Regions from separate parts of the Homo sapiens genome. Here all the other regions are linked to region 1. A link is a contact called in ENCODE Hi-C or POLR2A ChIA-PET data. All regions are on one chromosome and are shown on one strand. Each heading gives the region's core, a stretch centred on a gene start or an enhancer-like site at or near the end of the contact. The rest is flanking DNA. Distances are from core to core; before and after follow the strand shown.

Evidence for each region. A loop is a pair of places that touch in the nucleus more often than their neighbours do. ChIA-PET counts read pairs that join two places held with the same protein, here RNA polymerase II (POLR2A). Pooled maps may share reads with other maps.
Region 2: a loop to region 1 is called in a map of CD8-positive, alpha-beta T cell, with 15 times the contacts of the local background. The contact joins the promoter of RALY here to the promoter of MAPRE1 in region 1. A Hi-C loop is called at or near these places in 2 of 168 maps with a recorded cell type or tissue (CD4-positive, alpha-beta T cell and CD8-positive, alpha-beta T cell), 3 of 37 single-sample maps with no recorded cell type and 12 of 50 pooled maps.
Region 3: a pooled map shows a loop between it and region 1 (12-fold over the local background). The contact joins the promoter of BCL2L1 here to the promoter of MAPRE1 in region 1. A Hi-C loop is called at or near these places in 1 of 168 maps with a recorded cell type or tissue (HepG2) and 6 of 50 pooled maps. POLR2A ChIA-PET finds 5 or more read pairs at or near these places in 2 of 52 experiments (Caco-2 and Panc1).

The regions. Positions count from the first base shown.
Region 1 is chr20:32,818,688-32,821,219 of GRCh38, reverse strand. It overlaps MAPRE1 (microtubule associated protein RP/EB family member 1), which reads right to left and starts at 1,266. Exons shown (of 7, transcript NM_012325.3): 1 at 1,192-1,266. RefSeq lists enhancers at 1-217, 218-887 and a silencer at 960-1,549.
Region 2 is chr20:33,992,629-33,995,160 of GRCh38, reverse strand. RALY (RALY heterogeneous nuclear ribonucleoprotein) reads right to left here and starts at 1,250. Exons shown (of 10, transcript NM_016732.3): 1 at 1,030-1,250. It overlaps RALY-AS1 (RALY antisense RNA 1), which reads left to right and starts at 794. Exons shown (of 2, transcript NR_109886.1): 1 at 794-956; 2 at 2,256-2,532. RefSeq lists silencers at 530-859, 1,080-1,129, 1,190-1,319, 1,500-1,609, 1,780-2,029 and enhancers at 1,807-2,333, 2,270-2,349.
Region 3 is chr20:31,721,609-31,724,140 of GRCh38, reverse strand. It overlaps BCL2L1 (BCL2 like 1), which reads left to right and starts at 1,273. Exons shown (of 3, transcript NM_138578.3): 1 at 1,273-1,523; 2 at 1,793-2,486. The coding sequence starts at 1,923. RefSeq lists enhancers at 175-374, 144-898, 905-964, 899-1,654 and silencers at 405-854, 1,061-1,355, 1,255-1,364, 1,415-1,534.

The DNA.
Region 1 (2,532 bases), core at 17-2,516:
CATGGCGAAACCTCGTCTCTACTAAAAAATACAACAATTAGCCGGGCTTGGTGGCGCGCGCCTGTAATCCCGACTACTCGGGAGGCTGAGGCACGAGAATCGCTTGAACCCGGGAGGCGGAGGTTGCAGTGAGCGATGGTGCCACTGCACGCCTGGGCAACAGAATAAAACTCTGTCTCAAAAAAAAAAAAAAAAGGAAGAAGAGAATCTCTCTTAAAGACAGTGTTAGTATTAAAAGACACAAAGCCACATGGAGCACTTAACAGTGCTTGACACAAAACAAGTGCCCAACTAACAAAGAGCTGCTATTATCATTACTACTGTTAGAGACATGCCATCGGAGAAGCGGATGCCCGGCCTAGCATAACCTCCCTCAATGGGCCCCAGGATCCTCATCCCCAAAATGGGGCAGAGGTCAAGCTCTGCCCTGCAGCATCCGAGGGCAACTGTGAAGTAGGGACTGAACTAGCACTGTTGATACCATCCCGTTATACTGTCCTCCTGCTCATCATAATGTGGATTCCTGGAGAGCAAATCTTTGTTCCCGGGAAAACAGCCAGGGTTTAGCACGGTGCCCAACACCTAGTGGGCATTCAATAAACACACACTGAAGAAAGGAGGGAGTCCAAGAGCTGGCTTACTTTCTGCCATACATCGCGCTAAGAGTTTAATGTGGGTAGTATTACTGTCCCCGTTTTACAGATGAGGAAGCTGAGATCCACAGCGGTTAAAGCACCTGTCCAAGGTCACACCGCACGGAACCCAACCCAGGTCTGACTCCACCACCCGATCTCTCGGCCCTCAGGCAACACGGCCTCCCACAATGTGCGTCCCCAGAGCTCCCAGGACGGCCCACCTCGCCCACACCCTCCCAGGGCCCAACCACCCTGGGACCTCCAGTCGCTGCAGCGCAGGGACCACACCTCAGCGGCGGCCCAGAAACCCCCACCCCGCGTAGCAGCAGCCCACTTCCGGCCCGAGACCCCGCCCCCTGAGCAGAGCGCAGCGCGCGCCCCCAGGCCCAGCCCGCGCGCGCCGGGTGACGGCCCCGCCCTTCCCCCACCCGGCTCGAACAGCACCGCCGTGTGGAACGGCCCTGGCGCTGCCCGTAGGGCCTGCCCGCGCACGCCCGGCCTTGGCCCACGCGGCCGCCCCCCCAGCCGCACCCCCCGGGCCCGCTAGCCGGCTCACCGGCTCTCGGCAGAACCGCGTCCACTGCCCGCAACCGGCTCCGGTTCCGTCTTCGTCTCGTTCAAACCGCCAGACCCCGCCCGCCCGCCCGCGCGATGACCTCACACGCACCCCCTCGTTACGCGCCGACGTAAAGGCTCGCCATCCTCCGCCGGCTCCTTTTATAGAGAGGGTCTCAGCCGCGCGCCGGGGGCGGAGCTCGGCCCCTGATCCACAGAACGGTAGCCGAGGGGCGGGGCCCCGACCGCCGGGGCGACTGCGGCACGTGGTCGGTCGCAGCCAATGAGGTCCCGCCTCGGCCCGGTGTGACTCAGTTACAAAATCCCTATGGCAGTAACCAAAAAGAAAATTGCTTTTACAATGAATTTTTTTTTTTTTTTGCTTAGAGATGTATGGAGGTCTCGCTGTGTTGCCCAGGGTGGTCTCGAACTCTTGGCCTCAAGCGATCCTCCCGCCTTAGCCTCCCAAAGCGCTGGGATAACAGGCGTGAGCCACCGCTCCCAGGCTTACAATTAATTTCTGTAAGAATGGGTTATTGAATCATAAAGATACCTAATAGACACTTTGGGGAAACGCTTAGAAGTCAACTTTCTGGGCCGGGTGCAGTGGCTCACGCCTTTAATCCCAGCACTTTGGGAGGCCCAGGTGGGAGGATCACCTGAGGTCAGGAGTTTGAGACCAGCCTGGCCAACATAGTGAAACCCCATCTCTACTAAAAATACAAAAATTAGCCTGGCGTGGTGGTGGGCGCCTGTAATTCCAGCTACTTGGGAAGCTGAGGCAGGAGAATCACTTGAACCCAGGAGACGGAGGTGGCAGTGAGGCGAGACTGCACCACTGCACTCCAGTCTGGGCGACAGAGCAAGACTCTGTCTCAAAAAAAAAAAAAAAAAGTCACGTTCTGTGACGCCCCCGCCCCCCCATCTGCAATATCATGCGGCATATTTTCTTCTTAGTACCATAAGAAGGCATCTTGTGCCTTTACTGTCTGTCTCCTGTAAAGTCCACAGGAGCAAGGACCTCCTGAGTCCTGTTCCGGGTTGTTTCCCAATGGCTGTACATACATTCTCTCTTGCCCACTCCCTCTTTTTTTTTTTTTTTTTTTTAAGAGATGGGGTCTTGCCATGTTGCCCAGGCTGGGCTGGTCTCCTGGGCTCGAGAGATCCACCCGCATCGGCCTCCCAAAGTGCTGGGATTACAGGCGTGAGCCACCACACCTGGCCCTTACATTCTCAAGAGAGCCTTGGCTGAAGGAGGAACTGGGCTGGGCGTGGTGGCTCACACCTGTAATCCCAACACTTTGGGAGGCCAAGGCGGATGAATTACCTGAGGTCAGGAGTT
Region 2 (2,532 bases), core at 1-2,500, 1.2 Mb before region 1:
TTCATCCACAGTATAGTGGACAACGGCCCAGAAGTCAGGGAAAACCCAGAGTTATGCCCCTAATTAAATGGTGTGACCCAAGGCTAGGTAAAAATACCCTCTGCACTAAGAGATGATACATGCTCACACCAGGAAATATTAATAAATAATAGGTACTGGCACCACTCCTTTGCACTTCTGTGGCTACTGTGACTTGGAGAAAATTACTTGACCCCTCTGCGCCTTAATTTCTGCTTTTGTAAATGAGGATAAACCAGAAGGCCGTTGTGAACATTAAATGAAATAAGGCTTGGGAAGTTCCTGGGTGAAGTCTCATTAAATGTTCCCTGTCGGTGTTAAACACTTCTTTCACATATTAGTTCCCTCCCTGAATCCACGAACACCCCGCAAAGCGAGTTTCCTTCTTTCCCCCCATGTCACCGAGAGGCAAACTAAGACTCGGCCGCCAAGGAGGCTGAGTGAAACGCGGATACGGCCCCAGTTCGAGGGCCCGTTGTTGTTTCTCTCCGAGCCCAAGGCGTGCAAAGAGCCCAGAAGAGGCGGGAGCCGAGGCAGGACAAGCTCTGCGCGCCTCCGGGAGCCCGTAGACCCAGTCCGGGTTAGGAGAGCCGGAAGCAGCCGCGGCCGGGCCCGCCTGCGGCCTCCCCGGAGCAGCCTCCGTTCCCCTCCCTCCGCCCCTCGCCGGGCGGGGCGGGGCACGAGCACAAAAGACTCCAACTTCCGAGCGGGCGCGGGCCCACCCAGCCAACTACTGGCCCAGACTTGGCCCGCGGAGAGAGCAGACAGGGAACGCCGGGAGCAGGACCGGGCGCGGAGGGCTGGGGCCGGGGACCCGGGGCGGCGGGTCCGAGTGGGAGAAAGGAGCGGCGGAGGGGGCCTAGAGTTACTCGGGCTCCCGGGACTCCCCGAAGGGCAGAAATAAGTTTCTAAAAATAGGCAGCGGCCTGCCGGAAGAAGTGAGTGAACGGAAAGGCACAAAGCACACACCCTCCCCGCACCCCTAAGGAGACGCCCGCAGTCCCCACTCACCCGCGCCGAGAGGTCTGGAGGAAGCCGCGCGGCTGGGAAGGAGGCGGTACTGCCGCACTCGGGGACGTAAGGGAGGGAGGAAAAGGGCGGCTGCGGCGGGAAGAGGCTGGGCACACGCGCGGGAGTCGTCGTCGTCGCCGTCGCCGCCGCTACCGCCCCCTCAGCTTCTCTGGGTTCCGCTGCCCCGAGCTGGCGCCGCTCGCGCGCCCCGCCGCACTGACAGCGGCGCGAGCCCCGCAACCGCGAGCCCTGCCCTCGGCCGGCACCACTGAGGCGCGCGGGGGTGGGGGCACCCGGAGCGGCTCCCCGCAGCTCGGCTCCGCCCGCCGCTCCGGCCCTGGTTCCGGGCTCTCCTCCTTCTCTGTCTCCTGGGAAGGACACGGTGACACGAGCACGAGGAGTCTGCAGCCCCGCCCAGAAACAGCCCGGCTTCCCAGGCGCATGGGCTCTCCCCACCCTCTCAGCCTGGCTTTGGAAAGGTCCAGAGCTTCGGCGGGGACGGGAGGAAGGCGGGGCCAGGGTGGGGCCTGAAAGGGAGGAGGGACTGAGACGCGGCTTGGGGAGGCGGGGCTGGGGCGGGAAGAGGGCAGCTTGCACAGGTTTGGAGCCGAAGTAGGGGCGGAGCTAAGATGGTGATGAGGCCCTGGGAAGAGGGTCGCCGGACCAGTGGGGAAGGCCGTGCAGGAGATGGAGAGCCGGGAACCAGGACAGCGCTTGAAAGGAGATGCTGTGGGCGGGGCTAAATGGAGAATCGCCCAGAGGGCGGAGCCACGGGTGGAGGGAGGCGGGGCTGAAGAGAAGCTTAGAGTGGGAGGAAGATGGAAGCGGGCCTGAAGGAGGCGGGCCCGGAAGCAGGGAGGGGAGGAGGGGCCCCGGGGGTGGCTACTCTGGGCGGGTGCCGGAAGGAGGCGTGCCCCAAGGAAGGACTGAGGGGTGGTGCTTGAGGTGGGCGGGGCCTGGAGATGGCGCTCAAATCTGCAGGCTGTGGGCGGTGCAGGAGGGATCCGGAAGAGACGAGGCAGGAAGAAACTCCTGGTCCTTTCGCTTTTAAGGAACGTGCCACCTAGACAAGGTGAGGGTCGCTCTTCGCTGCCTAATCTGGGACTGGGCGGAGAGGCCGCGCTAAGGGTGATCTCCGAAAAAGATGCAGGAGATGTTTTATAACTTGATCCAGGTGCTAGTCCTCTCTCCTACACATTTCTCCTGTCGGGATTTCTCACTTTCAGTGTTCCAGCCTCCGGTGAACCAGTCTTCCTAGTGAGAGCACGAGAAGCCCGTTGTCCTTCATTCCTCAGCTATGGATTTCCCTGAAAGTTGAGAACTGACCATATTCTCGATGCCTCCTCCGACCTGTGATTTCATGACTCACATCGCTTCCCCAGAACCTGCTTAACAGACGGGATTCCTGAGAATGGAGCAGAGTTTGAATTCAGAGTCCTGGCTTTGCCATACCAGCAGTTATAATTGTCCTTCTGTTGTTTGATGACCTCCCTGCCCTGCTTC
Region 3 (2,532 bases), core at 24-2,523, 1.1 Mb after region 1:
TTGACTGATGAGTGACTGACTGACTGACTGAATGAATAAATGGAAATGTGATTATAAATGTTGATTTTTTGCGCCTCCCGATTCCCCAGATCTACCGCGAGGGGGCGATCTCTCCCCGGTCCTGATGCCAGTCACTCAAGGCGCGCACTCCCTTTGCGTCTCGGGCTCGCGCGCGTTGCCGCGGCACCGGAAGTGACTGAGCTTGCAAGTTCCCCTGTCTCTTCAGGGGAAACTGAGGCCGGCTTGTTCGGGAGAGACGGCGCGAGCAGTCAGCCAGGTAGGCCGGCAGCCAGGTAGGCCGGCCCGGGTCCGCGGCGCGGAACTCGGCCGCGAAGAGCTCTTGCGTCTGGAAGCTACCGGGCCGATGAAGGGGGATGTGGCCCCCCACGGCTCGCGGGGCTCGCAGGTGAGAGCGCCGCCTCCCCTGTGCGTGACAGCCGTTGCGCCCAATAGGAGCCTTCGCCGTCCCGCTTCCGTGCCGGCTGGGCTCGCTGATTGGCTGCGCTGGGGCGGACCGCCGGGGGCGAGGCCCCTCCTCTCAGGAAGGTCTAGGGGGCGCCCCCGGGGGAGGGCGGTTGCCTAGCAACGGGGCGGTGGCTCGGCGGGTACCCGGCCTAGTGAGCTCGAGAAGCCGCTAGGCCGCAGCCGGCCCACCCTGGGCTCCGGAGAGGTGCAGCCCCCGGCCCCGGAGCCCTCCCGGGGGCGCCAGAAAGCCACTTTGGGCCTGTCCCCAGGAAAACGTGGTCTCAGCTGTGGGGCCGTCGAGCAGGCCTCGACCCCTCTTCCTGACCTGAGGAGAGGCCCAGCGCCTCACCCTCACCCAGTCTTTGTGCAGGGCGCCGGCGGCCATTGTGTCCGGGCGGGGAATGGAGGACCCGGCAATCCCCAACTGCCACGTTCTGGGCCTTTGGGGAATTCAGAGCAAACCAGCGGCATTTGTTGGGGGTCTCCGGCCTTCAACATCACAGACAGGCCTGGGGGTGGCCTTCCCAAAGTCAGATTGCAGATCTGAGGCAGTTTCCCCCTCCCTGCGTCCCTCACTGAAACCTTGAACCCCATTGAGAAGTCCCTTTAGGGTTTCGGACGCCTCCACCTCACCCTGGGCTGGTGCTTAAATAGAAAAAAGAAAAACAAAAACCAACTAAATCCATACCAGCCACCTCCGGGAGAGTACTCCTGGCTCCCAGTAGGAGGCGGAGAGCCAAGGGGCGTGCAAGAGAGAGGGGGCTGGGCTCCCGGGTGGCAGGAGGCCGCGGCTGCGGAGCGGCCGCCCTCGATCCGGGCGATGGAGGAGGAAGCAAGCGAGGGGGCTGGTTCCTGAGCTTCGCAATTCCTGTGTCGCCTTCTGGGCTCCCAGCCTGCCGGGTCGCATGATCCCTCCGGCCGGAGCTGGTTTTTTTGCCAGCCACCGCGAGGCCGGCTGAGTTACCGGCATCCCCGCAGCCACCTCCTCTCCCGACCTGTGATACAAAAGATCTTCCGGGGGCTGCACCTGCCTGCCTTTGCCTAAGGCGGATTTGAATGTAGGTGGTGCGGGGGAGCGGGAGTGGGGCGGGGGGGACTGCCCAGGGAGTGACTTTCCGAGGAAGGCATTTCGGAGAAGACGGGGGTAGAAAAGGCTGGTGGGAGATTCAGAGTCCACTGGTGCTTTCGATTTGACTTAAGTGAAGTATCTTGGAACCTAGACCCAGACCTTCGTAAGACCCACAAAGAAACCAGTTCTGGTACCTGGAGGGGGAATGGAATTTTTAGGGTAAATGGCATGCATATTAATTATTTTTTTTTCCTGAAGCTCTTTCTCTCCCTTCAGAATCTTATCTTGGCTTTGGATCTTAGAAGAGAATCACTAACCAGAGACGAGACTCAGTGAGTGAGCAGGTGTTTTGGACAATGGACTGGTTGAGCCCATCCCTATTATAAAAATGTCTCAGAGCAACCGGGAGCTGGTGGTTGACTTTCTCTCCTACAAGCTTTCCCAGAAAGGATACAGCTGGAGTCAGTTTAGTGATGTGGAAGAGAACAGGACTGAGGCCCCAGAAGGGACTGAATCGGAGATGGAGACCCCCAGTGCCATCAATGGCAACCCATCCTGGCACCTGGCAGACAGCCCCGCGGTGAATGGAGCCACTGGCCACAGCAGCAGTTTGGATGCCCGGGAGGTGATCCCCATGGCAGCAGTAAAGCAAGCGCTGAGGGAGGCAGGCGACGAGTTTGAACTGCGGTACCGGCGGGCATTCAGTGACCTGACATCCCAGCTCCACATCACCCCAGGGACAGCATATCAGAGCTTTGAACAGGTAGTGAATGAACTCTTCCGGGATGGGGTAAACTGGGGTCGCATTGTGGCCTTTTTCTCCTTCGGCGGGGCACTGTGCGTGGAAAGCGTAGACAAGGAGATGCAGGTATTGGTGAGTCGGATCGCAGCTTGGATGGCCACTTACCTGAATGACCACCTAGAGCCTTGGATCCAGGAGAACGGCGGCTGGGTAAGAACCAAGCCCCTTGTGTGTCCCTTTTCTTTGGCCTCTGGTC